2 separate regions of the Homo sapiens genome follow, and region 1 is linked to region 2. Evidence: chromatin loops called from intact Hi-C (ENCODE). Cell type or tissue: Calu3. All regions are shown on one strand. Links, peaks and the distances in the headings refer to the core of each region. The heading gives the core; the rest is flanking DNA. Region 1 overlaps LOC102724934 (a long non-coding RNA gene). Region 2 has its middle 410 kb from the start of PRKD1.

Region 1 (16,331 bases), core at 5,375-13,374, 300 kb after region 2:
ATAGAAATCTTTACAAATTTTTCCCCAAAAAATGTGTGTATTATGGACATATGGCTGCATATTTGGATAACACCATTTGCATTTTTCAAACTTGCATTTTTTTAAGCACTAGCTTGGCTTTTGCTGTCAGAATGGCAAACTGCTAGTGTATTCATCTAAAATTCCTAGTTTAACTCTTTGTCACTTTAACATTTTATGTAATGCTAATATGTTCACCTTTTCTTAAAAAAGTAACCTAATATGTTGGAGGCAGTAAAATAAGAAAGACTTTTCAAACCATAAAGTTTAATAATAGGAGGAGTCACATCATAGTGTGAAAAAAAAAGGATAGTGTCAAAATCTGATCTTAGAAAAAAATGCTTTTGAAAATTACTGGGAGAAAAAATAGTGTGTTAAAATGATTTTACTTCAGATTAATTCCCTGGAAGGATTTGTGATTTTTATAGTTTTCTAGGGTTATTTTGTAAAAGCAGTTTTAGTTCCTGAACATTTAAACATAACAAACTGGAATATAGAACACTGAAAAAAATGATGATGTGAAAATAAAGATAACAACAACCCTGACATTAGTAACTTATGGAGATTCTACTTTCAAGGGAAACGAAACTTCATTTGCTGCATGCTTTCTAACACACATCCTTACATTGCTTTATGATACATTTTCTCTGTTCAAAATGAGGCATATGAACACATGGCCTTGCCACAGCATTTTAAGACACGCTTATTCCAATACCCTTCACTCCCCAAACAAGCAATCTTATTTAAGGGAATCAAGTACCCGCTTATGGTTGAATAATTTTCCCGTCTTACATAATTTATATATATCAAAATATATGTTATGTAAATAACGTATTTTGACTTATAAATTAAATTTCATGTAAATTATACCTTTGAATTGACATTAGGAATAATTTTTTTTTATTTTTCAGATAACCACCCTGAAGGTCCATGCTCCTTTTTCTATATATGTTAAAATATGCACTATTTTAAATTTTGCAATATTGTGCATATATTTGGACATATTGCAGACATATTTGGACATACTGTGGACATATTTGGAATATTTCAGCTTTTCTCTTAATTGACATACTATATGGCTACTTATATTTCCAAGCCACTTCAATCTGCTCCTTTCAAATTATGTTTTTGCAATGTGTTTATCTAATTATTACTTATTTATTAGTTTCTGCAGAAGTATTGAATTAATTAGCATCTCATGCAAAGTCAAAAGTAAATATGAACACATAAATTATGCTATTGAATAGATACAAATTTTATTGGTCCTAATGCTGGCAAATGCAGTTAACCTTATTGATTTAGTTGAGTACCTTAAAATAACATAATAAAAAATATTTTACCACAAGGCTATATAATATGATCACTGTGTCAGCTATTTTAGCCTTCAAAATTTAAATGCATAGTTTAACTTCGAATATATTGATCCTTAAATAGTCACCCTATAATAAATATGACATTATCACTTCAAGTCTGGGCAGTTGTGTTAGGTGATTAGAGAGTAGGGATGTAATCAGAGGAAGTACTTTGAAAGATAATCTTTCTTTATTCCTTTCCTTTGAAACACACAGAGGGAGGAACTATGGAATAGCAATAATTGCTGAACTGGCTGTTACATAATCTGTGCTAAATGAAGTAATGATACTTAACAAGTGATCATCTATCCCTTTAAATATTGAGGATGTCGTATACATTCTATTGCCATGGCTGAGATAGTTCTTAGAGTTAATTTAAGATTTTTTTAAAGTATCTAAGAAAATATTTTTAAGAATTCTTTAGGAAATCATTTGACATACATTTTTATTATTCAATATATGGCACACAAAATACTAGGCACAAGTTAAAGAAAGCTGAGTTAGAGAAGATTCTAGCTCGCAGTCTAAAACTAAAGTACTTATTTTAAGATCATTAACACAAATTGTTATCTATTCATATTTAATTTGAAAAAATATATTAAGGTCAAAACATGATTGTATAATTTATATAAGTTTCTAGTAATTTAACCACTCATGAGGTTTTCACCCCAGTTTTAACACTGTTGTACAGGAATATAAAACCATAAGCCACTATTGGAAGATGATAAAATATGATCATATTTTAATAATTGATTTTAAAACCAAACATACTTAATTCAGTTATTAAAAGGCATAACTTAAACACAAGGAACACAAGACTTAAACAAAGCAGAAGACAGCTGTCCAGAAATTATCAATTACTAAAGCACACAGATTGTGATTAAATTTTAATGCGGCTTTTAAGCAATGATTTTGCTTATCAGAGAGAAAGAATCACAGAGAAAATATTGTTATTGATTTCATCATTTTAGATGTAACTGATCCTTTAAGTAATTTTTCTTGCTTTCAGTACTACTTTTTAAAGTGACCACTTATATTGGGCAAATCATTAGAGTGTATATTCATTTAAAATTCTAAGCCAAATGCATAAATTGCTCTCCAGTGCACTGAAAGTCACATCTGTTGAAAATAAAACACAACATTCAATCCATTGAGTAAAAACAAAACACAACTGTAGAATAGCTGGACAGTCAAATCTCATAAATTAAATGGCATTGAAAATGATATTTTTAATTAATTTTTTTCCAGGGAGCCCAGTCTTTGAAATTAAAGTACGTTGATTACCTTTTATGTAACCAAAGTAACAGTAAGACAAATTGATCCACTGGAGCATTATGCTAGTTTTAGGTTAAGGACTAGGAGTAGGAATAGGTTACAACTTTTTTCTTTCTTTCTTTCTTTCTTTCTTTTTTTTTTTTTCAAATAGAATGCTACCTATGTTGGCTCTCTGGATAAAGTATCATTTTGTCAATCAAATTAATTATTTAAAACGAGAAATAATTATGCTTATTCTTTATTTTCCAGCAGACCATAATTATTTAACAATGTATGAGATTGTTAATGTCAAAAACTTTAGTTTGGCTCCCTGGATATGTGCCCATGATGAGTATCTAAACATTAATTATAAATTTAAGAAATGTGTGTACATGCAGTTACATAATTACATGTATTTATTTATTTATTAATTCAGCATGAGTCTCAGCTAAATGACAGACTTTAAGCCAGGTACCAGTGTACGCATACATATTGGTAAGTTCTCATAATATGGACTTGTGTGGAAGATATAATATTGACTTAACTTTTTCTTTAAAGTATATTGACAATATGTTTATTAATTTGTCAGTGTGAAGTTAACTAAAAGCCTTATATAATGCGGTATCTCCTTTAAAGATTGTAAGTTTTCCTATTTTTAGAAATATAGGACATACCTATGAAACCAAATGAGTTTTAGTATGGCAAAAATATGTGGTCTAAATTTCCATGACTACCCAGCTCCTGTATTTTAAAAAAATATTCACAATTTATTACTCTATTTACACCTGTAGCTTTGCAAAATATTCTGAATTGATTAAATTAGTGTTGCTCTAATAGGTAACTGGCTACACAGAAGAACAAAGTAGCTAAAATTGTTTATTTGTGTCCCAAATATCTGGTTTAGAGAGATGTAGATACAGAGATAGAGATGAGATAATTGTTTGAATTTTTCACTTTTCAACCAACTTTTCAACAGCTAGGCCAACTATTAGTAAATGCAAGAGCACCTTTTGCATATTCTTATTTGTGTACTCAATTAATAGAGGTTTAAGAAATCATACAATCCTGATGGGCACACACAGAGTTAAAAGAATTAATCTCCTAAGAAGCAGTATATGTATCAATTTATTACTGTATTTAGCATTTTCTTAATATTTTGCAATCATTAAGTTTAAAAAGTTACTGACAATTAAGTGAATTCTTAATTCCAAACAAATCATTTTAGTTACTGATAACTTATACAGATCAAGTCACAGAAAACATTGGGCTAGTCCAACACAGATCATGATCCAAGTGTGATTTCTTGGTTATATTGTTTGTTATTTTTTTGGTTAAGAAGGGGAGGGAAATTGAAGTGAAAAATCATTTTAATAATATCTTCAATTTTGTAAAAAAGGCAATCTGGTATAAATTTTATCAAAACAAAATTCTTGGTTAATAGTCTGTCACTGACAGAAATAATTGCTCTCAGGAATATTAGGTAATTTGAATTTTTGGTACATGTAGTGACGTAGCATGTGCCTTCATTTGGTCTTGTACAGAAAAAAATGGTTCTTGTTTGAACTTTGTAAATTCTAATCTTAAATTTTTTATGCCACAAATGTTTAATTTGTTCAGTTAGGGATAACATTTATCCCTTAGACTAAGATTCTTCTAAACATTTGAAACTTCAAAAATATCATTACACACATTTTGAAAATCTAAATTCAATTTGCTAAAATCCTGGTATTAGTTAAATCAATCTTTAAAAATACCTGTGTATTGAAATTATAGAAAACTCTTAATCACATACAGGACCAATTATGTTTTTGTTACTGAGAAAAGTCTGCAATGACCTCAGGTATGACAGTGTCTTCCTTCAGTGAATCACTATACTCTGTGATCACTGAATACACAACCTGTAATTCCTAGGGGGTGGCACTCATGAACCAATTCATTCTTTACAGCCTGGAAATACTCTACTACTACAATTAATTTTTCATAACTGCTTATCTAATCAACTTTTGAAATAACAACAAATTTTCCATTTCTACAACTTTTCTATCATTCATCTCATCTCCTTACCTTACCAAATCACTATAGTACATGATTTATAATAAAAGTTTATGTTTCTGTATCACCTGTTAAACTCAGGACCCAAATTTCCCTTTTACCAAAATGTAGAAATATCTCATTCTCTTCTGCTTTACCCATGTTAGGCAGTCACTTCTACCATTATTTTAATAAAATGTTAGTCATTTTACCATAGATGTAATTTTTTTAAAAAAATCACATACACACATTCTTTGTAGTAGTGATGAGACACACACACAGGGAAATAGAATTAGATAATTTTTGATGGTTAATTTACATAAGCACAAACACTGAGACCAACTATTTTCTGTTAAAGAAAATCTTAGTGGATTATAAGTCCTTGTCCTTGAATTTAATGTTTCATTTAAAAGATGACGCTTCAAATTCCATCTCTTTGAGTGTGCTATTGGTAGAAGCAAAAAGGGAGTGTTGCTTTCTGTTTTCCTAACTACACAATCAGTTCAACCAGGATGAATCACATCACATGGTCCTCTTGAGCTCAAAGATGAAACTGTGGAAGTCAAAATGAAAGGAACTGTTTGGGGTAACATCATTGAACTTTTTTTTCCCTCTCCTGGACACTGTATGTTTCCCTTGAGCTGATTTCAATATATGTACTATAAAATTGAAACCCATGTCATTTTGTGAGGCTTTGTTACTAATAATAATAATTATAATCATATGCAACACATTTGAACCTCTTCTATATGTTACATATGTTACATATGAACACTAGTTCATTTTATCTTCAAAACTTAAAAGTTGTCCTATTGTGACTTCATTCCCATTGCTGGGAAGTAAATCATGTGCCTGCATCATCATGTGGCATTTCCAATGTCAACACTAAATGGTTAATTTCTAAGGGCTGAAATTTAGAGAAGGAACAGAGTAGAGTTCTGAGTATGAACCTGGGATTTAGGCATATTTATGCAGGAATCTCTAAGCCACTACTTGACCTATAGCAACTCCCTTAGCCTTCCTATGCCTCAACTACCTCATTTGAGAAACAGACAGAAAAATATCTTGCAGGGGCTGGGCGCGGTGGCACAGGCCTGTAATCCCAGCACTTTGGGAGGCGGGTGGATCACGAGGTCAAGAGATCGAGACAATCCTGGCCAACGTGGTGAAACCCTGTGTCTACTAAAAATATAAAAATTAGCTGGGTATGGTGGCGCAAGCCTGTAGTCTCAGCTACTCAGGAGGCTGAGGCAGGAGAATCACTTGAACCTGGGAGGAGGAGGTTGCAGTGAGCCAAGATCGTGCCACTACACTCCAGCTTGGTGACAAAGTGAGACTCCATCTAAAAAGCAAACAAACAAACTATATATGTACTTGCAGGGTTTCTGAGAGAATATAATGAGATAATGTCCTAAAAGCACTTAGCATTGTGTCTGTCATGGGTTAAGTATTGAATATACAAAATCTATTGTTAACATTAACAAAATATAATGGCACAAAATGGCAGAATTCCATGAAATTCTATTATGTTTTATCCTAATCCTTTTTATACTTATTAATCTTTTTGTTCATGGGGATTACCTGCCAGGAGGAATGAAACTGATAGCTTGAAAGGAAGTCAGACCCTTCAGGGTGGCCAAGATCAAAACTGGAATACAATCAGATGTTAGGAAATTAGCATATAGATATGTCGGAGTTTCCAAGCTGCCACTTCAGAGTGTAACACTTCCCCAATGAGAGTAGTGTAATTGATCAGACAAGAGTTTTATTATATTTTCTTTTGTTTTCTTCTGTTATTTTCTGTTTTTTTCTTATTTGTACGTGGCAATATCCTCACTCTCAATGTGAAGACCTCCATTTGGAAAGTGGCTGGAGTTCCTTTCTACAGATCCTATCATGCATTTTAGATTTACAGAAGTTTTCTTCTTTCTCTCTCCCAAGATCTATATTTGCAGATTATCTACAAACTATTTTAAGAGTTATTAATATCATTTTGCATGTCTTTCAGGAAGGATTTGAGTAGGCATAAGGGTATTTTTTTGTTACTAGGACTTTAATCTTTTTCTCTTTTCCTTATTATAAAGATTATTGAAAAACAGCAGAGCTAAGCTTTAAATAGGATTTGAATACATCTTTGAAAGCTAATACTTTATATTGTGCTAAATGATAGTGCTCTTTAAAATTGACTGTGTTGTGTTGTAAATAAGGTTAAAATGACAAAGAATCAAGTGTCTTAGGAATTGCAGAGTCTTGTTACATTAATCTCAGGTCAGATACGATTTTATGAGAGAGCATAATAGTTTAATGGGCATTTGTCAATTTAAATTAAATTATAACTTTCGAGACAGTAACTTGCAAACTTAAAACAGTCATATGATATTATGAATTACATCTTATGCACATTAAGAGATCTTAAAGCAAGGAAACCAAAGATAGAAAATATTGGTTCACATTTCAAACCACAATAAGTGTGAATATAGCCTCAATTTAATAAAAATGTATAATGCAACTTTCCTTGGGTTAAATGTCTTACAATTGCTCTTGGAATGGGCACTTGTTTTCCCATTATTGGCCATTTTAATTGACTTACACACTAGTTTTCTCATTTAAGATCACTTTATAGTATTGGTTACTCTTCATCTGAGGGATATGTTCTACTCCTGCCTGGTCCAACAACACAACAATTTACATATTTCTGAACTTGATCTGAAAACTGATTTAAAAATCTATATGGAAAATCCAATTTTCCTGAAAATATATACACACAAGTATGCTCAGAGGTGGCTAAAATAAAATAAATTTCATTTTAGGAGCCAGGAAGGAAGCCGAGACAAGAAAGTGAGGATTCTGAAATAAATGGGTACTTGCCCTGACCAGGATTGAAACCCACCTCTCCCAAGAGAATATTAGAAGAGGGCATGGAAGACAAGCATTGGAAAAGTAGAATGTTTGTGCTTTTCTTTCTAGTGGACTGCATTAAATATTCAGCAATAGAGGGGATCAGTTTACATTACTCTTCTTGTTTCTCATGTATCAACTGACAGGTGCTGTAAACATACATAGACAAACATGGTCCTGTGCTTGCAATGCTCCCCTGACCAAGGGAAGACAGGCTTTAATCTCCTAAACTGATCATACTGAGGCCTCAGCAGACACACTATGCTCAGATTGGAGAGAAAGCTTGCCTTTCAAATTTGATTCTCAAGAAAATCCATTCAAAGACATGGTTTCATTCCAGCAACATGTTACTAAGGTAGAACAATCTTGTTTTGATTCTGGAGACTCGACTGAATGCCTCACTCGTGCTTTTGAAATAATAGTAGCAGAACAAACCTCGTTTTCTGAGCACCTCACTTTACTCGTGGCAAACCACCAATCCGCATCTCTTATTTCGCTGAGGGTAGATTCACAGCAATCAGGGAGAAAGAACTGGCCTTGGCATTGAGATCAGAACCAGTATTTAAAACATTTATTCATTCGTGTTTTAGAGATGTCATGGTAAATAAATTATGACTGTTTACACTGAAGACTAAGAGTCTCCTTTTTCTACACTATAGGCAGCGATTTGGCTGAGATTGTATCATTCTGTGATACTATCACACACTACCTTTTTTCTCACTTGAATTGTACTTTTGGCTGTCATTTGCGCTTTTGAATAAAGGTTTACATTAGTGGAAGATATCATAATAGCATATCTCCTTTTCCTGAGTTGATATACAAATCAAAAAGAAAGGATAAGGCCAAGACTCCCTTTGTCCTTGGAAAAGTATGCCATCTGCATTGAGCTTATCATATTCAGCTGAGAACAAAATTCTAGCATAAGGATGTCGTTAATACAACCCTGAAGTTAAACTGTAAATTCAAAGTACTTTAAATGCCTTATAATAGTCAAAGCCAGTAAAATCGACCCTGTATATTTTTATTTCATCTCTGTTGGATCATATGATATTTAATAATTGGTTCTGGCACCTCGTTGCAAATTATTATAACTTTGAGATTCAACAGTCCTATTGAACATATGGGCAGCACAGGCTTAGAACATATATATGATACAGCCTCTCGAGAGGACCTTCTGTCTTGTTTTCCTTAGCTTGGAAGGGTCAGGTAAATTTTGTTGTGTCGTCATGTGCTAAGATTCCTCAATATCTGTTTTGCGGGGTAAATGCTTAATGGAACTGATTTATCCCCCCTAACTGTGAACAGTTCCTCTGCAAAGCCAAAAGAGAAATTCATGCATCTGGGATGCAGTTTTACTGGGCTCTTACTAAAGCAGTTATAAAGCTATTCCAGCATCAGTGCACAAGCATTCATCAACCCAGAATAGGTTCTATTACTTAGTGCCATATTGTATCCTGGTTTAGCTGCAAACTACAAGAGTTTCTGGAGTCAGGAGACCTTCCCATGCTATTGAAAGTGTATGATTATTCTTCACTAATCCTGGAGAAGATGGAAAGTTGGAGATAAAATACAGTTGACCCCAAGAAACCTTTTATATAGTTAGACAGTTTCCCATCAACATTTTTTTCAGTTCTATTCACAATAACACCCCGAGACAATATTAGGAAAAGCATTTCCACACCACAGCCCATTAAGCTTTTATTTTCAATGTCCCTGCTGCTTTTCCTCAATATCTAGACTGTGTGCCTTGATTTGCTCTTGTATTATTTCACATTAATTGCTATATTGTTTATTGCCACATTCAAACATACCATAATATAGTCACAGTGGCCATAATTACATAGTAAGCTGTCCTTAAAAAGAGATGTCAAGATGGATAGTGGTGGGTGGGGTAGGCAGAAGGTTATGATTTATACATTATGTTGACATTGTGGAATAGAGCTGGTTCAATTTCTTTTGATTTCACTATAATGCCTAATACTAATCTCTCTTTGTCTGTCATATAATTAGTCATTACTAAGACTACTACGCTAAAAAGTTCACAGGGTAGGAAGCAATGGTCAAAGACATTTTTCAAGCACATATTTTTCTGTTGCTCCTGCAATATTACAGTTTTTAAAATGGCATATTGGTGGATGAGAAATAACCATATGCAACGTCTATAATTCTAACTCATTATAAAAATAAATATCCTATTTTATTTAAGAACTCTTTTGGACAAAAGTACTTTTTATACTTATGCTTGTACTGATATTTATTTGTTCTAAATATGCATGAAAGGTATTTTGATGCTCTGGAATGTGATTTTCCCCCTTCTTTGTTGTGGTTGCAAAAATCCACCTCTCAGTGAACCATCCTACCCTCTTAGGACAAACTGATGTTGGAAATCTTCTTCACGATTAGGTTGTCACTTAGCCAAGACAAATACCAGGAATCATCCTAATCTTGGTGAACAGCAATTCAGTCACACTTGACCCTGGCTGATGATCATAAAGCTGAGGTCCCGTTCATATCGCAGACTTGGAAATATCTTTTACTACTGCCGATTTGCTTCGTATCACGGACTGCTTGCTTGGCATCACGTAAGCCAGTAGGTGGAGTGCTTGTTAACAGTAATTGAATATACAGAACTTGAACTTAAAATAAGTGAAAGCCACTTTTCTTGTTATAAACTGCTAAAACCATATTTACACAAAACTCTTTCTATGGATGTAATTAGTTGAAAAAAAATGTTACAAGGGCAGGGTTGAGATGAATGCAGGCCTATAGTTACATGGGAGAACACAGAGGCAAATTGTGCTCCAGAAGATCAACACATCATATGGAATAAACCTTATGTAAAAGGACACTTTCTCAAACATTCAACTGAATTTGATTTGGTAAATAGACCTTAGTCCCTCTTTTTTAAAATTTAGGATTTAAGCTGTTCAAAGGATAAACTAGCTTTGATGAGCTGCACATGAAAAAGTTTGTGAGATGGAAGATTAATTACATACATGTTGATAGCAATAGTAAATTCAGCACCTTTGGAATGAAAAGTTGCAAGAGGTACCTCCAAAATAAAGTGTAACTTTCCCATAAGAGTGCCTTGTTTTCCTCCAAAAGAAGATTTTCAAATGTATTTAAAAGCTGCAGCTTGAGGCTTGCTAACTACATCACTCTAAATCTATCTATATCACACCTAAAGATGTTAAAGCAACATTTAGAACTCCAAGGAGAAAACAAGCAACAGAATTTAGAAAGCAGGAACCACATGGAAATAAGAAAATCTTCAGTCGTTTTTTAAGAATGTGAGTTATATGATGTGAAGTAGATGAAAATGCAAGAGTTTAAAAAAGAATCTCTTGTTCCATATCAGGATACTTACAGATCTGAATCCATGGCATGCAAGTACTGAAGATATGTGTGGTTTAGAAATACCACTGCATCTATAAGGGCTTCAGAGCAAATAATTGCACAGTATACAATGACAAACACTACTAAAATAGTGACAATTTCCCCTTTAACTTTTTAATTACAAAAAATGGTGAACTCTTTTAAAAATATTTTTTGCCAAGACAGTGTTGATATTTTTTTCTAATTGTGCCATCATGTTCTCAGCTCTTTCTAAATTTTGGGTAGATTTGTGTTTCAAATATGCGACTTTTTTCACTTTGGGTTAGAAGTATAGGAACAGAGAAGAAGAGTGGGCACTGTTAAACTGAATTAATCAGCCACATCTTTATATGATAAATAACTCCTTGAAGCACTCGATAGCTTTACTCAAACCATCTCTGCCTTTTCAAGCAACATCAATAACAAATCTGATCCTCCCTCAGGCCACAAAAAGGATGAAAGAATAGTTATTGCTAATTTAAAATAATAAAATGTTATATTTTCTATTTCTTACCTGAAGAAAAAAGTATGTTCATTTCCATGAAGGACCTTAAAACAAATCAAGGAATTTGACCAGTAGATAAAAGTGGTAAACTATGCCCAGAACAGAATTTAGCTTCTTTAGCCAAGAAAGAGCACTTTGGGAAATGTATTTATTGTTAACATTTTGAATTGGAGAAATAGTATAAATATTGGCATATTCTCATTCACAGGGCTAGCCTATGAAAGAATTGCAAATGAGTTCTATTAAGGAATGTTTGCCTTCATTCATATATTTCTATGTGCTCATGTATTTCTTTAGGTTCTGCAGGTATCGTTATTTATGTGCACACTTAGTATAATTCTGTTCGTCTCATTTGAAAAAAAAGTTCACTTTTTTTGCTAGTAGTCGTTCATTTTACTTTGTCGTGCTTGCTACAGTATGTTACTTTCCCATAGATATTGAACCATGTCATTCTCAGCCAATGTTCACCCCTTGATAGTGCGTAGGCAATAGACTTTACTGAGAAATAGAAAAGTGTTAGCCACCGATCCCACCAAGGTTATATTCTGTCTTAATAGAAGCTGTTGATAGATCCTGAGCAGCTCTACACTTACCGTGTTGACTTATAGAATGAAATTCTCTGCACACAAGCACAGCAAAATATTTTGGTGAAAAGTAATTATCAGAAACAGTGACACCAGTAAATTAGTTAAGTACATTTCAGCGTGAAGCTTGAGTTACCCCTGCCCATTCTTGTTCCAGACTCATCTGAAATCAGCAGTTCAGCTTAATGATGTCACAACATTTGCCAGGCTATGGGCACTGAAGGGAAGACACGGGACTGCTCCCATTGCATGAGATTCCCCTCCTCTCTATGCACAGACAGCCCATCTGTCTCACTCATACACGGAAACTGTTATCTTTGCAACATCATTCTATTATTATCATGGCTATTCTTTTAAATTGGTCCTTAACTTGAGATGGTGTTTTGGAAATCAGGTTTTCAAATTCCCCCAGATCTTGTTGGCCAATTTAAAATGTTGATAGTAAGATGCCCTGGAAGCAGCTTATCTCACTAAAGAGCTCAAATGCTATACATTTCCATTCACTCACTGGAGGGTAACCTTTTGTGAAATACAGATAGCCTACTTTTCTAAAAAATCCCCACAAAGAATTCAACCCCTCCCAACCTCTAATATTTTTCAAAGTGTGAATTGAAGAGGACTTAGAGACAGATGGGTCTGGATGATCAGGTTACCTGTTATAGCAGCACATCTGCCGGGGCAGTCAATCACTGTGATGGCTCTGACAGGTCGATGGAGCCTGAGCAAGAACAGCTAATGCAAACAGAAGAACGGCTGGGGAAGGGCAGACCTCCTGCCTGTCTCCTGGGTTTGACTGGTCTGAAAGCTGTACTTGAATTTGCTCTGGTTAAAAATCTGTCTGTCTATTGAGCAATGATCTTCGATGAAAGATTTGGGCTCCCAATTTTTTTAAAGCCAACATATTGAATACATACAATTGGGAATGATTCGATTAGCACTTTCAAGCTGTCAGTCAATATTTGGTCGTATTTGGGGGACGTGGTATAGAGTGTGGGGTGAATAAGATTAGAAAAAGAAGAGGTGAGAAATAGGTTCAAAACCACATTTTTCCCAAAAGTGTCAAAATGGAGAAATGCATAAAGCACTGGTTCTGAGATACTTAATATCTGGGAGCTCAGTACAATAAAAATTAGCATTTACTAGGACAAAGGCAATATAAGAATGTCAGGAAGCAAAACTAATTAAGTTTATGGACACATGATACTTTGTTTTCTCTATAGGTTTAATTCTTTTATTCTACCTTCAATCACAAAGTTAATCATATTTAGCAATACTAATAGATTCAAATATTTGTCAATAGTATGCACTAGAAAAAATGGAATATGTGATTTCAAGATTTCACAAACAAAAAGATGTTTCAATTAAGTGCAGCATTAATTGTGCCACTTATATATCACATTTGTAAAAATGCAGATGTTAGAGGAAAATAAAACCAAAAAATGTCTGGCTGTAAAGCAGTATTTAAAAAAATCTAAATCTCAAAGAAATATCTAAATGGTAGGTAATGGCAAGAACTGTTAGCAAGTTAAATTTATGGTTAGTTAAATTTATGTATTTATGTATGTAAGTATCTATATTTATTTTTGTATATATGGTATATATTTTGTATTTATTATTAGAATATGTGTTTATGTATTTATCTTTAGAATACATATATTTTTTTGAAAAGTAAAAGAAAAATATTCCATAAGATAAGCATTATTATTACCCTACTGTAAAACAACAGTGAGCAAACATTGCTGAAAAGAGGGCAAAATGTTAATACATGCAGAACTGCTGTTAGTAGCGATTTTCTCCACAATGCCAAACTGATGGGGATTCGTGAAAGAGCCATTAAACAGATGCGTTGCTTTTCAATACATTCTTCAAGTATTTTTGCTCCCTCATCCACATTTTTAGTAAATGATGCTAAATGTTTTCAAAATATTACTATATTGGCTTTTTTTTACTTGAATTTTTTAAGTGGACTCATATTTAGCAGCAGATGGTTTGAGATACCAGAACTGCAATGGAGTCAGTTATTTAGGTTTAGACTACAAACTCTTATACCTCAGTTTATGGGATGGTAGAGATAAGAGCGGAAATCATCATTTTCTTAAAAAAAAATCAGAACAAACTCAGAAACAGGACTTTTCCTAAATAAGAATTCTATCTCATTACAGAAATAAGTTCATATCAATTCTTGCTAATGAAATGTTGAGTCTAAATCTTTTAAAGCTTTTAAAATGGATGGTATTTTCAGTTATAGTTTTAAAGAAAAAAAAATCACTGGAAAACTGTTCTCTGATAATAGTTTTGATACTAATTTAGCTTAAATATATTCTTAAGATAAGTGCATCCTATTAAAGAACCTCTGGATAACATGCAAACTTCTTGCAGTAGCTAACGTGGACATCATCTCACATAGATTGACTGACAATGTCAGTACATTTTTTTCTAGGAAGTGGGAAAAATAAAAGGTTTTTGATAATTTGCTGGTGGTAATCAGGAAATTGTGAATTAATTAGGGGACTTTGCCAAGCTAACCCCATTTAAATATGATTTAATAAAATTTTCTTGAGATTTTGCCAAAAATTTATGCATTATAATCTATCTATTCATCAACTCTACTAATACAGCACGAAGAAAACAAAATGAGTTTGGGAATGACTTCAGATTTTAGTGTAGGTCAGAACATTCTGGCAACTGGGACTCATGTTGCTCAGAATCACCCTGCTCTTCGGGGAAATAAACATAAGTGTCTTACAGGAATAGAATTCTCTGACTAAAGCTGATGGGGTTGGGGAGGGAGGAGGAACAAGCTACAAGAATAAAAACAAATTTCTTTAAAGCCTTAAATTAAAACTTCAACTATTAAAATAATCTGTAAAATGACAGCAATGATGTTGGAGATGTGCCCATACGAAAACAAACAAACAGAATTAGGGGTTTCCAGGGTGAAGTCTAATCCTTTCAGGGTCACAGTCCTGTGTACAAGGCAAAGACGTTCTTTTTAAAATGAGCTAATGCTCAATAAGGTCAAGGTTAGAGTAGAAAATGTGGAAATCTGCAGCTCTCCAGTCTCTAACAGGCATGAGCCTATTACTGTTCTACTTTCTTTGACCCATAGAATGACACCAGTTAATTCCATACTGACATAGTGATACAAAAAAGGTCACTGAAAATACGACTTCTGATTTTTATGCTAAGAGCAAGCTTGTTTTCAAGAGTCAAAACTCCATGAAACCTCAGATCTTAAATATATAAAAGGGAGAAGTCAAACAAGACAGAACTCTATTAGAATTCTATTAGAAATGGAGTATATCTTGTCTAATTTGTATGGCATATTTATGAATTTTGATCAGAGTCAACAGGAAATAACTCATCTTAAGAATGGCAAAGAAAATACTTTGAAGAAAGCAGGAACGCTGTATAACTATTTATGACTACCTTTACTAAGTTTTGCTACCATGTTTTTGCCATGTTTTCCCGGCTATATGTTGATCATTTCCATATTAAAAATTAATATACAACATGCCTAAGTAGATATGGGCTTGATCCTTTCCTAGGTTCATAATAATTCAATAACAGGAAGGCAAAGATAAATTAACCTCCACAAACTGTATTTATTTATTTTCTTGGAAGATGCTTAAATATTACCATTTGCTTGATTAACTGTCTACCTTAAATTTAGAGATTTGTGTTATTAAAAACAGTGTATTGTTTCAAAGCCAATACAAATCACATTGCTTTCTATCTAATCACTGCCTTTACTGCCATTAGCACAATGGCTAAATGGGAAGAGCTGCTCAAGTTCTCCGTGATGCTCAATGTAGACAGAAAAAAGCCCCAACTTGATACTGTGCTGGTATGCTGTAACCGAGCTATTTTTAATATTTCCTTGTAACTGATTTGTAAGTGGATTGTGCTTAGGCAGTGTCAGAACTTTCCTGTCAGCTACTTTAACAGCAAAGAGATAGCTTGATGAATAATTCATTGAAGGCAATTTTCTCCTAGTCACTGAGTCATCAATCATAGTTGCCTAAAGAGCCTTGAATTGGCCAGCGGAGCTCTATTCACAGGTAGTGTGATTTAGGGAATAGGAGCCACATTCATACTGACAAGTCAGGTAGCAGTAAGTAACGGAAGATGCCTCCTTTACAGACTGCTAATGAGTCACCAAAACCGCATACTATTTCCAATTCCCTTTTTTGTTTTTTTCCCCCTTTTTCAAAATATCACTCAGAATTGTAGCCATAGGGTGGTTTTGCCAAACAAAGGTGCAGTTGGATGAAAAACCAGTGTAAATATTTGCACATTTTTTCTGGCAGAAAT
Region 2 (16,331 bases), core at 4,982-12,981:
AAGGAGCTTAAAAAATAAAAAAAATTGGATGATCAATTTAAATCACTGTGATCATTATGAGATGGCTAAATATGATTTAAACCACACGCGGTGAAATAGGGATTAAATACAATTCCTCTCTTCCCTTCACTACCAATCATGACCTCTTGGCGGCTCCACTTCTGCTATTGGCGTGGTAGGCCTTAGCCTTCAGAAAATAAAGGGTTTCCTTCCCATGTTCGTTTTGTGTTTACCTTACGGATTTCCTCTTTTAGGAAGATAAGAAAATTAGTTTTGTATTTCAACTGCTTCTCTGTATTGAAACAGAATGGTGAAAATACAGCTGTTTGAAACATACTGTGAGCAAAAAGGCAATGAAATATTATTTTTAAGAAGAGTTATCAAAATCAGGGTGCCAATCACTCTTAGAAGCAGGGTAAAAATTACTTGCACTTCAATATTTATATTTATATTTATTATAAGAAAAAAGTTTCTTTTTGTGGAAAGAAGGTGCAGAAAAGGGCACAGTATTAGCTAAATATTGTACCTTAGAACATCAGTCATTTCCTTCTCAATAGTACTGAAAGGGTCTAATTTATAAGTTTTTCCATCTCCCTGTTATGCTGGTTTGTAAGTTCTGACACTGCTACTGGTATGTTAATGAGAAGCTAGCGTTCCATTAAGAGAAAACCATATGCTCTGCTGCCTACTGTGAAAGAGAAAGCATGTAATGTGGCTGTTGCCTTAGTAACACATTAATTCATTTTGTCAGTGTTGGCACAGATCATTTCATTTATAAGAAAACAAGTATAATAGTTTACCACATCTATAATATTTACAGTGTTTCTGTTACAAAACAGTGACAAAATGAGTTTAAAAAATAGAGTTGGTATAATATCATTAAAATATGGAATTTGTGGTAAAATTTTCCCTGTAAAAATGAAAAAAAATAAAGATTGATGTAAAATTTCTTTTCACAATTCTACTTAAAACATTTTAACACCAAACTGTTTGCTTTTTAGCATATTTGTATTATACTAATAACGTGCGTCTGCTGCAAAAAATTTAGTCCATGAAAAACACAAGTGCATTAACAGTTTTTAATGAATGCTAAACAAAATATTTCATACAACAGTTTTGTTAAATTACAACCATTATAAACCTAATCGTATGCTAGTGTGTTACTCATAACAAGGCTAAACATTTATCTAGTTTTATCTGTTCTTCCAGATGTTTATTAGTATTCTAGCACTCCTAAAATATTTAAATTAAACCACTCCATTTTCTCATGTGAATGCATTTTGGGTTTTATTCATAGAAGATCTAGTCACATGTATACCTAAATAAATATAGTACACTGTATATGCTTTATGCACAAGTGATACTTAATGTGAATTGAGATAATCCAAAAGCATGATAAAGGAGAGAAGTGATTAGAGGAAAGACAAGTTCCTGTTTATTAAAGTCTGCACCTGCAGCAGGGTATCAGTTCTACCCATCCTTAGGGTATTCCACACCTGTAAACACACATTCTTAACAACAAACATTTTGCATCTGTGATGTTCACTTACATTTTTTTAACCAATAAAAAGCTAACTGTGTACAAGATAGCGAGCAACTATCATTTATTAGTTTATGGAATGATTTAGGTTTTATGTCATTTCAAAGGAAGCATTTATGCATTTACTTAAGTTATACAAATGGGTGCAAACCACTGTGAAGCTGGCCATCTAAGTAATGAATGGCCAATTATACTTTCAACAGTAAGAAATACTTTCCTAAAATATCAGTGTTCAATGGGTTCATCCAAAGCTTCATGAACCAAATGTGAGTGTTTTTGTTTTTGCTCTCCTGACTATCATCACATCAATGCTCCCACGTTTGATGGGATTCTTTCTAATTAGAACCCAAGACCAGAGAGTACTTTTAAGAGTCTCCTTTATAGACCTGCAATATGAATACTCTAGGAGACACTTAAGAAAATAAAATTTATGATTAGCTTTGATGAAAATGACTTTAGTTTTAACTTCATAATATCTCTGCTTTGATATGAGTAAAATAGTTTGAATGGCTACATCACCAGAAGAGAAAATATAACCAAACATCAATGTGATTTTATATGATGAAGAATTAAATGTCTCTAAAATGTAATCATATCACATTGACTTACCCAATAAAAGTAACTTAATGAAGTATTTTATCTAATTCATATGTTTTTGCTTATTAGTTTGTGGTGCTTGAAAAAAATAAAACTGTAAACTTCTCAAGATCCTTCTTTTAACTCAAGCTATTTCTGTCAATAAAACTGTTTTGTCAGCAGTTAAATGACACCACATTTATGTTTTAAGTACACTAAATTATGGGTAGCTTTATAATGAGATTCACTGATTAGACTTACTATAAATAATATGATACATATTACTGTGATTTTGGTTAAATAAAAAATTATCTTAAGGTGTATAGCACCTGAAATTTTAAATCATTTTGATCTTAACAGTTTTATTGCTGTCCATTCCTCCCTCCAAAAGCCTTCAATGATTCCAAAGTTCTTAGAATCAATGTCTTTTTTTCTCTATCAAAAATCAATATAGAAAATTAGGTTATAAACTGGGAAATATATATACACACACATACATATACCTATATATGTATCTATTTTTCTGCTACTTAATACGTCATCTTCTCTTGATAAATAAAACTACATATTTTATATTTAATATTGTCCTAGTGAATTATTATTTTCCCATAATGTTTTCCAAAATCCACATTTAATTTTAAGAGCAAAGGAAACTACTGTTGTACCTACATGACCATGAAAAAAAAAATACAAAATTGGAGAAAAAATGATTTATTATGTTTGCATATATTATACCCCACAACCAAGTTAACTATTCTTCCTCTGCTGGTATTATCAATACAGAAGTTATGAAGGCCAAGTATACTCAAGGCCAGAGTGCTCTCTTTCTCTCTCTCTCTCTCTCTATATATATACACATATATATCCACATATATGTGTATATACATACATATATATCCACATATATGTGTATATACATACATATATATCCACATATATGTGTATATACATACATATATATCCACATATATGTGTATATACATACATATATATCCACATATATGTGTATATACATACATATATATCCACATATATGTGTATATACATACATATATATCCACATATATGTGTATATACATACATATATATCCACATATATGTGTATATACATACATATATATCAAAAGATATTTTAACCTGAGATATAACTTATTGTTGCAATTTATTTAACATGAAATATGTAATGTGATGCAAATGATAAACTTTAAAAAGTCAAAATAAAGAACAAATGACCTAATACATTATGGGAATAGAATTAGAGATACGTAAGTGCTAAAGATAGTGACATGATTTGGGATCTGCTGTTTTCTGGGCAAAAACAGATCCGTGTCTTGTTTTTCTTATTTATTTTCCCTTCTAAATGAATAATATTTCCTAATTAAGTGAGAAAGATATTAAATTAATATACAAGCTATAATGTTTTAGAAGTTATCTGTAATATTATTAGATTTTTTTCCATTAATAGATGCACAATTACTGGTTATTACATAATTTCCTGTTTAAATTCACAAATAAAAATTATATGTATTTATTATGTATATTTTGAAATATGTACACATAATGAAATGGCTCAATCAAGCTAATTACCATATGTACTACCTCACTTAATTTTTGTTGGGAGAACACAATATGCATCTATCTATTGTTTTAGTAATTTTCAAGAATACACTTGTATGATTCATTGAAATTAACTATTGTCAATATATTGTACTATATTGTACAGTAGAACTCCTGAACTTCTTCCTTCTCTCTAACTGAAATTTTGTATCCTCTGACCAACATCTCCTTAACACCTTCCAAGACAAGCTGCTGGAGACCACCATTCTACTCTTTTGCAACGAGTTAACTTTTTTGGATTCCACATATATGTGTGATCAGGCAGTATTTGTTTTTCTGTTCCTGGCTTATTTCACTTAATGTCCTCTAGTTTCACGCATGTTGTAGCAAATAACAGGACTTATTTTTTAGTGCTAACTAGTACTCCATTGTGATTATATACAGCGTTTTGTTTATCCATTTATTTACTGATAGATGCTTAAGTTGATTCCATATCTTGGCTATTGTGAATAATGCCACAATGATTTATTAACTTATTTCTAACTATTTTAGTAATTAGAGTATTTTAAAAGATCTAGTCCTGGGATATTGTTTTCTAATCTTAACTCACATGATATAAGGGAACATAGTACAGCCCATGAAGCCCACACTTTTATGGATATAATTAGTATATAAAATGCTTTATTTAGACATATTTGAACTATAAATAGTTATCTTAAGTAATTCTTTAGGTTGACTTAAAAAGAACTTGTTGCAGACAGAAGTTTCTCCAAGTTGATGCTAAGATTGTTCAAACACGCAGTATGAATATTTTGAGTCATCTCTTTTTAACTTTTGGTCAAATTAATAAGTAGCCGCATTTCATAGCAGTATTATAAAAGCATTAATCATATCGGCAGACTGGACTTTTTACTTATGGAATCTTATGTTTCAGCCAGTCCAACAAGAATTTTTATTTGTTTGTTTTGTTTTTAACATCCCAGTATAAGAGAAAAGCTCTTATGCTTCAAAAATACTCTTATGGAGGGAAAAAAAAGTAGTAAAGGAAAATATTGGCAGGGCGTGGTGGCTCACGCCTGTAATCCCAGCACTTTGGGAGGCCAAGGTGGGCGGATCGATTGAGCTCAGGAGTTGGAGAACAGCCTGGGCAACATGGCGAAACCCTGTCTCTGCAAAAAAACACAGAAGCTAGCCGGGCGTGGTGGTGCGTGTCTGTAATCTCAGCTACTGGGGAGGCTGAGGCAGGAGAATCGCTTGAACCCGGGAGACAGAGGCTGCAGTGAGCAGTGATCCCGCCACTGCACTCCAGCCTGGGAGACAGAGTGAGACCCTGTCTCACAAAAGAAGAAAGGAAAAATATACAATCTCAAATTTGAATAATACTATAGAAAAATAATATTTAGGCATATAAATAAAATAGTTTTGTGAAGAACTCTGTCTCTGTTGACTGCTCCCTATTTTGCAAAAATCAAATATTTTCATGAACAATATGAAATCGAGGCGACTTACGCCAGAACTGGATTTAAAATTTAAAAAAAAAATTTTAAATTTTTTTCGAGACAGACTCTTGTTCTGTCGCCTAGGCTGGAGTGCAGTGGTGTGATCTCTCCTCACTGCAGCCTCTGCCTCCTGGATTCAAGCGATTCTCCTGTCTCAGCCTTCTGAGTAGATGGGATTACAGGCGCGTGCCACGACGCCTGGCTAATTTTTTTGTAGTTTTAGTAGAGACGGGGTTTTGCCGTGTTGGCCAGGCTGGTATAGAACTCCTGGCCGTCAGCGGGCGCGGTGGCTCACGCCTGTAATCCCAGCACTTTGGGAGGCCGAGGTGGGCGGATCACGAGGTCAGGAGATCCAGACCATCGTGGCTAACATGGTGAAACCCCGTCTCTACTAAAAATACACAAATTAGCTGGGCATGGCGGTGCCTGCCTGTAATCCCCCAGCTACTCGTGAGGCTGAGGCAAGAGAATCACTTGAACCTGGAAGGCGGAGGTTGCGGTGAGCCAAGATCGTGCCACTGCATTCCAGCCCGGGTGACAGAGCGAGACTCCGTCTCAAAAAAAACCTGGAGGTAAGAGATCTGCGGGCCTCCGCCTCCCAAAGTACCGGGATTGCAGGCGTGAGCTACCACACCTGACCTAGAACTGGATTTGCAAAAAAATTACCATAATAACATTTTCTCATTCGTCAATTAATCAAGATTAACATACATTTGCTATAAATCCACTCTGAGTACCTTCAGGACTATTTTACTGGTCATTTTTCCAAATTGTTTATCACTCATTTAAAAGATTTTTGTTGTTGTTGTTGTTTTTGTTTTGAGAGGGAGTCTCACTCTGTCGCCCAGGCTGGAGTGCAGTGGTGCGATTTCGGCTCACTGCAAGCTCCGCCTCCCAAGTTCACGCCATTCTCCTGCCTCAGCCTCTGGAGTAGCTGGGACTACAGGGACCCGCCACCACGCCCAGCTAATTTTTTGTATTTTTAGTGGAGACAGGGTTTCACCGTGTTAGCCAGGATGGTCTGGATCTCCTGACCTCATGATCCATCCACCTTAGCCTCCCAAAATGCTGGTATTACAGGCGTGAGCCACCGTTAAAAAATGTTTTATAGAGACAGGTTCTCACTATTTTGCCCAGGCTGGTCTTCAACTCCTGGACTGAAACGATCCTCCCACTTCAGCCTTCCAAAGCTCTGGGATTACAGTCATGAGCCATAGCACCCAGTCTGTTTATAACTCTTATGCTAAAACATTTAAAAAAGTATTATAATGATGTCACTCGAAGCAATCAATAATTATTTCGAATTTGACATATGAGGAATGGCTAGACTGATGGCCTCACAAAAGAGTTTATTATATCTTGAAAGGTAGGTTCTCTTACTTCTGCAAGATTAATAGTTGTAAAACAATTAGTGTCTTTCCTCATTTCCTTTTGGTTTGAAAATAGATGTCTAATTTTCCTGCTTGGTTTGCTCATGCTCCAGAAGAGTGGGGATTTTGTCTTCCTGATTTGTGTATTCTTCATAGTATTAAGTCATTGCTCATTAAATGTTTGACAAATTGAATTGAATTCAATGGTAGGAGAGTTTTCCTTATGAAAGGTTTGCTGCATCTTGTGTTAAAATATTTATTAATTTTATAAAAATACTTAATTAACTTTGTATAATACATTTAGAAAAAAATGTAATTCCTCTTCTTAGTTTTCGTGTTGTAAATGTGAAAGTAATTTTAGTCATAATTGCTTTATTGAACTGTCAGCCTATGTAAAACTTTAAATAATATCCAATTGATTATGTATTAAAGTTTTCAAGAAATAGAGAATAATGTAATATCTCATGCTAAAGTAGCCAAATAATCAATACTCATACAAAATAATTTTAATACAATTAATTTTGACATTTAGGAGTTATTTAAAATACATTTTCTTCATTGTCAAGTTTCCTCAATGAAATTGTGAAATCTCCACATTACACAGGTAAGTTTCCACTCGAATTAGTATCTAGCTTTATGAGTCTTATATGTAATTACAGAAAGATTAGATGATTTATTCAAGATCGTAACTTAAATATGGCTCATAATTCAAAATTTTCTGTTGCTTTAGAGTCTTTCTACATATAGTTAATTATTTTATTTTATAATCACAAACTTGCAACATTAAGTACAGTATGATTGAGATGAAGAAGTAATAAATCTACTTTGAAAATTATAAAACAAACATTCTCTTTTTACCTTTTTCATATTCATTTTATTTTATTTTCCTGTTTTTAAACTCACAATAAATTATTTCACTTAATATAATACCGTATATGTACAATGGTCAACCATTACTTAAAAACAGCATTAATTCATTGAGATTATATGCTTGCTCAAGTTATCTGTTTAACTTTATCCCTAAAACAGATGCAGAAGATAATATTACCATAAAATTAGCATACAATCCTATAATTTAAGTTTTTTCAGGAATGTTAATGGGACAAATATAGGCCAATTTGGTTCTGTAAGCCCAATGTCTTTTAGAAAGTTCTATCTTATAAATAATTCCAAGCTAAAATTTGGAAGGCAAATTTCTGGAACTTTAGATATATTTTTTCTACAGAAATACTATAACAAAAAAGAAGAAGGAGGAGGAAAAAGCTGACAGGAAGAGGAGGAGGGAGAAAGAGGAAAAACAAAGGCAGTGGAGAATGTTTCCTGAATGAGTGAAGAAAAGTTGAAATAGAATAAATAGGAAGTTTAGAAGGATGTGTGTGTACATATAAGAGACACTTAATTATGTGTTTGACTAAATAAGGAAGAAAGGTGAGGAATGTGCACCAGGGGCCTGATTCCCTGCAAAGGAGATGGAGAGAAATGTTGAGGCAGAGAGGAGCCAACAGGTGGCAGCGTTGCATTAAGACAGTCTAGTTGTTTGGCAAGCATAGCTGATTGGTTTGGAATTGCGAAGAAGAGGGGGAAAATAAAAATATTGTGTAGGATACATATTTATCCTGAAGAAAGATTAAACACAGAATGATTTTTCTAGCAGAAAGAAAAAAGCTATTAATTTATTGAGCATCAATTATGTGTCAGGCCCTGTTCTAGGCCCTGCAATTATAGTGGTGAGCAAGTAGATCCAGTCTGAAGGAGAATACAGTCTAATGAGACCAATAATAGGTACTTATCAATGGACCATCAAATAAACATTTAAGTATAAACTATTATAAGTTGCTTGGAGGAAATGAACCAGAGTACGTTATTTTATAGCACACATTGTACACTTGTTCTGAGGATAGCAGGGCTATTCTCCGGAAGTGATGTTTGAGCTGAGATCAGACGAATAGACATTAGGCAACAGGTGGTAGAAGAAAAATGTGTGGGAAATCCCAGTAACAGAAAATAATTTAAGGTATTTGGGGGACTAGACAGAGGCCAGTGTAGCCCACGATTTGCTGGGAAGAGTAGATAGACACAAGATTGGAGAAGTAGACATGGAAGGTCGGGTAGATAATTTAGGCAGTTAGGATTAGGCACTTTATCCTATGTGTGATGGAAAATCATTGAAGGTTCCAAAGTCGTGTTCTATTTCATCATATTTGTGTTTTCAAAATATAACCCTGACTGTAGTTTGGAGGCAGAACTCAGCGTGTGTGTTTGGTGGTGGTGCTGGGAGAGAAGTGGTAGTAGTAGGGAAGAGACTGGATTCAGAAATACTAATTTGGAGGCTCTTTCAGTAATCCACATGGAAGATGATGTTATATTTAATAGGGTAGTATTGGCAAACGTGGAGATAAATGGGAAGATTCAAGGTATATTTAGGAAGTAAAATGTATAAAAATGGTAATAAAGTAAGGAAGGAAGGTGAGGGAAAGGGGGACATCAAATGCTACACTTGGGATAGGGGAACCTTTTCAAATATCATAATCGATATTCAGTTTTTGGTATCATCCTGCACTCTGGTTTGTAATTCATTTGTGTTTGTGAAATTAAATGACACGATTATTTGCCAGGGCTCCTAAAATAGAAAATCTGATTTCATTGGTAGCTCTCCAAAATATATTGTGTCCATTTCAAAAGTGGTGGGAAATTCAGGTTCCATTGCTCCCATGATTTCCATCCTGAATATAACAATGGCAAACATCCCTGTTCCCTGCTTTCTCTACAGTCTTTCTTTGTGTAGGATGTCTCCGAGTTCTTTTCTTTTTTTTTTGAGAGGGAGTCTCACTGTGTCGCTCAGGCTGGAGTGCAATGGCGTGATCTGGGCTCACTGCAACCTCTGTCTCCTGGGTTCAAGCGATTCTTCTGCCTCAGCCTCCTGAGCAGCTGGGTTTACAGGATGTCTCTGAGTTCTATCATAGATCACTGATTTGTATTCTCTACACCTCTTTCACCCTCTGTTGGTTATCAGAAGACTTTGTAACCGAAAGATTCTATCAGCCAGAGGAAAAAATTTGTGGAACTCTGTTACTTATTGGCAGGTTTTATTATCAAGAGAATTACGTTCAAGCAAATTATTTAAGTTAACAAAATAAGTATAAATAATATTGACATTATTGATTTTTTTATTTCCATATGCTATAAACATTAAACATGTTTATATAATTATAGTATTTTAAAATCTGAGGGACATAAAGTGATGAAGTAATGAATAGTTACTGATGTGTGGCCATCTTAGCCACAAAATGAAGTCAGATGGCATTTTTTTTTAGTCCATATCACAAATTTAAACTTTTTTTTTGTTTTTTTGAAATGGAGTCTTGCACTGTTGCCCAGGCTGGAGTGCAGTGGCATGACCTCGGCTCACTGCAACCTCCGCCTCCCGGGTTCAAGTGATTCTCCTGCCTCAGCCTCCTGAGTAGCTGGGATTACAGGTGTGCACCACCATGCCCAGCTAATTTTTTGTATTTTTAGCAGGGGGCGGTTTTACCTTATTGGCCAGGTTAGTCTTGAACTCCTGACCTCGTGATTCGCCCGCTTCGGCCTTTCAAAGTGCTGGGATTATGGGCGTGAGCCACAGCGCTGGGCCATAAACTTTTTACAAATAATAATGGCTATAGTGTTAAGCTTCTACTAAGGGCAAGGGCTATACAAATATCATGTAAATCTCACTAAAGCTCTGTAATTAGGTTACTATTGCTCTCCTTTTTCAGAAAAAGAAACTGATGTGTGTGTGTGTGTGTGTGTGTGTGTGTAATTTTTAAATCTAGTAACTACTTGTCCAAACATAGGTCTGGCTATTTTCATAGTTCTACATTATAGCATCTTCTTAAGAAAAATTTTAAGATTTATTTCTTCATGGAAAGCTGTTTTAACCTAAATTTTGAAAAGAAAACAGTCTTCAACATTCTTTTTGTGTTCTAAAACCAGAGAAAGTTAGATATTCTTGGCATAAAGCAAAGGTTCAGAAATAAACTTTAAGAAATATACACCAAGTGCCCTTTGAAAAGCTTTGCTGTCTTCCGCCTTCTGAATACATGTATGTTTAAAACCCATAGAAAGTCAGTGTTGGCCCATGGATCATACAGTGATGCACTCACTTTTTACTCTGGGCAAGTCATTGGACTGCTTTAGTAATTGTTGGTTTTATTTTAAAATTTAAAATTAACATTTGCTTCTGGGAACTCCAAAGATGACTACACAATATAACTGAGATCATTTATTAAAATTATCAATAATTGTGAAGGAATGACTAGGGCTAATTCAATGTGTTTATTATATTTAACTATCTCACTGGAAAATGTTCTATGACTCTGGAAGTTTTCAAGAAAAGATTGAAAAAGAATCTTTTCACATCTACAAACTCCCTCACCATGTACTCCACCATGTACTTACACCACCAAAGTGGAGATCAGTGACAGTAGAAGGAAAGTCTTTCCTAAGCCAGAAGAAATAGTATTGTCACACGTTTTTCTGTCTAAATTGCAATACACCCCATAGCTTATTAAAAATAGATGAGTTAGTTTCATCAGATAAAATATAAAACTGATTTTTTTAAATCAAAACTGTTACACTTTGGATATATGAAATTGTTTTAGAAAAAAAGGAAAAGTGTAGCAAATGAAGGAAAAGGCAGTTGCATTTTTGGAGATTGTCACAAGAGGGCATTTATGGATTAACTCTACGTTTTTTCTACATTTGAAAATACTGAAAGGCATTTCCAATTCTCAGAAGCAAACTAAGAATAATTAATTAATTAAAAATGAAAAGATGAAAAAGACAGTCTCTAAAATTTTTCTTTTATATTAATTCTGCTCCAGAAAATTGGTTGTTTTTTAGAAGTTTGCATCAAATGAAAACCGGCACGTATTTATAAATTTTAGATGTGAGGAACTCATTTCTCCAAAATATTGAGATCCTAAAAAATAATATCAGCTGAAAAAACTACTTATATTTTGTTTCTAGCATTTGTTTGTATACCATTGAAAAACAAATATTTAAAATAAATCCTATTATTTCAACTGATAAAGGGTAATTGCATTTTTAAAACATGATTTTCTCCTTTGTGCTGAAAAACAAGCTAATTAATATTCCTAAGTATTTTGAAAACAGGTGCCATTTAGAGAATACGGGCACAAATGTCTTAATAAAATAATGAAAATCTTAGTTATATTAAGAAATAGGCAAATTAAATTACTAGAAAGAGAATGGTATGGGGCTCAGTTAAGGGGAAATAAATAAACTGAAGCAAATGCTAAAATATTTTTACTCATGATATCTTGAGCCCTTTAAAAGCAAGGCCTCTGATGTATTCATCTTTGAAACCCCAGTCCTAGCACGGTGGTGGGCATGCAGTAGGTACTCAGTGAATATAGTTAAATAAATAAATGAAACCATTTCTTTAACTGAGGATAAATTTAGAGGTGGCAAGGCAGAAGAATTTTCCGTGATTATTAATTAAATCAATGACTTTCTTATTGCATTAATTGATGTGAAAACTTCAAATGCAAAGGGAAAATTTCATTCAATCACCTGGGGCTTTCAAATAACTGCCGAGTTGGTGCCATATAAACAAAACATTAGGAGAGCTAACGCGATCATATTTAATCCTCAAGAACAAAGAAGATGCAAATATGGACCAACACTGTGTTTTATGCAATTTGGGAATCCTGGAACTACAAAACTCTTCATGATTATTCAGTCTATCCCAATAACACCCAACTTATATCTTTATGTAATTTTTACCCAGTTTATCTAATAATTTATAATTTTTTCAGCAAAAACAAGTAATGGGCTATTAGAGTTTTTAATAAACATCAGATAATCATTGTCATCATGTGATTTTATTTAATTTCAATCAAAAGTAAAGAGAGGTTATATTTTAGATAACCTGCAGTCTTTTTACAGGAAAACAATACAATTTCCTTCAGGCATTTTAACATAATTAAAACACATTTCAGATTTGTTTTCCTACTTATGCTAAAGCACAAGCTTTTGAAAACCATTTTCATTATATCATACTCATGAAAGACAGTAAAACTTGGAGAAACAGTTATTTGGGTTAAATAGCCCTGGATTCAGAGGTTAGCTCCAATAATTGTTGGGAATATGGTTTTCTCTAAAACCGTTTTTCATCTATGAAACTGGGATAACATTGCCTGTTTTGGTAGATCATTCTAGGTAGTAAGTTTTAACATATGTAAATTGCCTGATAAGTAGGAAGTAGTCAGTAAATGCCAGACTTTATAACTAAAGAATCACAAATTTTACAATCCTTGTTGAGAAATTTGAGAGTGTGGCAGATATAGAAATGGTCACATAATATTGTACATACACCTTTAAATTTCTCATGTACCCTTGCAATGGGTTGGGACCATGAGAACAGTTCTGACCAATTGGCTATGGTTGGAGGGATGTATGTCACATTCTGGCCAAGGAAGTGAAAAGCTATGAGCCCCTTGATCAGTATTTTTCTCTATCATGGTGGCCCTTGAAGCATGTTACCGAGATGGTGGTATCTCAATACAACAAGGCTTTCCATATCTGGGTCACTGATTGACTAAATGCAGTAAAACATTTGCAGACCAGTATTAGACATGTGCAAGATATGAATATTTGTTGTGTTAGGATATTTAGGAATTAGATTACCACTACAGCATACATAGCCTAACCTGACTAATAACATGATCTAACCAAAACACTTCATTTTATTAATAAGGACAGTAACGTCCAGAGAAGTCAGTTTGTATAAAAGCCAGTGGAACCAGGAGGCTGAGGCAGGAGAATGGCGTGAACTGGGGAGGCGGAGCTTGCAGTGAGCCGAGATTGCGCCACTGCACTCCAGCCTGGGCGACAGAGCCAGACTCCGTTTCAAAAAAAAAAAAAAAAAAAAAAAAGCCAGTGGAACTAGACCCTTATCCCTCACCATGTACAAAAATGAAATAAAAATGCATTAAAGACTTAAAGATAAGGTCTAAAACTAAAAGATAAGATCTAAATCAGCTAGAGGAAAACATTGGGGCAATATTCAAGGCATTAGTCTGGGCAAAGATTTCTCGAGTAACACCTCAAAAGCACAGGCATTCAAAGTAAAAAATGGACAAATGAGATCACATCAAGTTAAAAATCTTCACCAGAGCAAAAGCAAACACATGCACACACAAACTTAGAAACAATCAACAAAGCGAGGAGACAACTTGCAGAATGGGAGAAAATATTAGCAAACTATTCAGCTGACAAGGGATTAATAACCAAACTATATAAGGAATTCAAACAACTCAGTAGCAGAAAAACAAATATCTGATTTAAAAATGGGCAAAAGTCTTGAATAGACATTCTCAGAAGAATACGTACAAATAGCCGTGGCTTTTATCAAAAAGGCAAGAAATAACAAATGCTAATGAAGATGCAGAGAAAGGGGCACCAAGGTAAACTTATGGTGGGAATATAAATTAGCATAGCCACTGTGAAAAAAGTATGAAGGTTCAAAAAAAAAAAAAAAAAACACTAAAAATAGAACTACCACATGACCCAGCAGTCCTACTGTTGGGTATATATCCAAAAGAAAGAAAATCAGTATGTCAAAGAGATACGTGTACTTCCATGTCTATTGCAGCACTATTTACAATAGCCAAGATATGAAATCAACCTAAGTGTCAATCAATAAATAGGTGAATGGATAAAGGAAATGTGGCACATATACAAAATGTAATATTATTCAGCCATAAAGAAGAATTAAATCCTATCACTTGCAACAACATGAATGGAACTGGAGGACATTATGTTAACTAAAATAAGCTAGGCAAAGAAAGGCAAATTTTGCATGTTCTCACTCCTATGTGGGAGCAAAAAAAGAAATGGTCTCATGGAGGTAGAGAATAGAATGGTGGTTACCAAAGGCTGGGAAGGATAGTGGGGAGGTTTTGCATAAAGATGAGATGGTTAATGGGTTCAAAAAAAAACCCCAATTAGGTAGTAGGGATAAGATCTACTGTTTGGCAGCATGATAATTCAACTATAGGTATCAATAATTTATTGTACATTTCAAAATATCTACAGTAGTTGATTTGGTATATTTCTCAAATAAATTATGAAGGATTGAGGTTATGTGTATCTGAATTACCCTGATTTGATCATTGTACATTGGATGCTTGTATCAAAATATTACATGTACTCCATAAATTGTACAGCTATTATGTAGCCATAACAATTTTAAAAGCCAAGACAAAAACGCAAAAATTACATTAATATATAGGTATTATAGACCCTTTCTCAAGTGTTATATCTTAAAAATCACAGGGCAATTTTTAAAATTCTTCCGCATATAAGTATATCTAATATACATTTCTATATTCCTCCAGGGAAACTGAAATATCAGAGATTTTTTTAAGTCATTTTTTCTTCCTTCTATATATATATAATACAAAGTCTTCCTCAGTTGCACTCAGGCCAGAAAATCCTCTGGGAGAATACCTTTTTGTCTATCTATTCTTGTCTTTATCCTTATCCAAATATTTTTGCATGCATATTAGTGCATGCATGCATGTGTGCATGCGTGCGTGTGTGTATCAAAGCCTATTCATTAAGAACATATTTAAAACCAGAATTTGTTTTCCAAAGTACTTGTTTTCTGACTAACCATTGCATTATTTTTTAAAAAATATGACTTAATAGTACTTTAAGTTCTATACTGAGTTAATCAGCTATATGGTTTGGCTGTGTCTTCATCCAAATCTCATTTTGAATTGTAGCTCCCATAATTCCCACATGTTGCGGGAGGAACCCAGTGGGAGATAGTTGAATCATGGGGGTGGTTGCCTCCATACTGTTCTCATGGTAGTGAATACATCTCATGAGATCTGATGGTTTTATAAGGGGTTTCCCCTTTCACTTGGCTCTCACTCTGTCTCTTATCTGCTGTCATGTAAGATGTGCTTTATCCCTTCTGCCATGATTGTGAGGCCTCTCCAGCCATATGAAACTGTGAGTCCATTAAATCTCTTTTCTTTATAAATTACCCAGTCTCACGTATGTCTTTATCAGCAGCATGAAAATGGACGAATACAGTAAATTGGTACCAGTAAAGTGGGGTGGTGCTGAAAATGTGGAAGCAACTATGGAACTGGGTACAGGCAGAGGCTGGAATGGTTTGGAGGGCTCAGAAGAAGACAGGAAAATGTGGGAAAGTTTGGAACTTCCTAGAGACTTGTCGAATGGCTTTGATCAAAATGCTGATAGTGATATGGACAATAAAGTCCAGGCTGACGTGGTCTCGGATGGAGATGAGGAACTTGTTGGGAACTGGAATAAAGGTGACTCTTGCTATGTTTCAGCAAAGAGACTGGCAACATTTTCTCCTGCTCTAGAGATTTGTGGAACCTTGAGGGAGATGATTTAGGGTATTTGGCGAAAGAAATTTCTAAGCAGCCAAGCATTTAAGAGGTGACTTGGGTACTGTTAAAAGCATTAGGTTTTAAAAGGGAAACAGAGCATAAAAGTTCAGAAAATTTGCTGACTGATGATGCAATAGAAAATAAAAACCTATTTTCTGAGAAGAAATTCAAGCCAGCTGTAGAAATTTGCATAAGTAACGGGGAGCCAAATGTTAATTGCCAAGACAATGGGGAAAATGTCACCACAGCGTGTCAGAGACCTTCTCAGCAGCCCCTTGCATCTCAGGCCCAGTAGGCCTAGGAGGAAAAAAATGGTTTTATAGGCTGGGCACAGGGTCCCCCTGCTCTGTGCAGC

What was found. A loop is a pair of places that touch in the nucleus more often than their neighbours do. Peaks named below come from ENCODE experiments on the same cell type or tissue, not always from the same donor. Only the 100,000 strongest peaks of a DNase experiment are listed, where the experiment ranks them.
Region 1: it touches region 2 in a loop (3-fold over the local background); 8 of 110 quality-filtered maps call a loop at or near these places.

Annotation. Positions count from the first base shown.
Region 1 is chr14:29,216,671-29,233,001 of GRCh38, reverse strand. All of the region lies in intron 6 of LOC102724934 (a long non-coding RNA gene), which reads left to right. Among named protein-coding and RNA genes, the nearest start is that of LINC02326, 160 kb to the right of the region's middle. RefSeq lists an enhancer at 15,464-16,331. In Calu3, for the core only: a CTCF peak has its summit at 10,139; no DNase peak of the experiment used is centred there.
Region 2 is chr14:29,513,440-29,529,770 of GRCh38, reverse strand. No RefSeq gene overlaps it. Among named protein-coding and RNA genes, the nearest start is that of PRKD1, 410 kb to the left of the region's middle. In Calu3, for the core only: a CTCF peak has its summit at 8,072 (motif pointing right); a DNase peak (open chromatin) is centred at 8,030.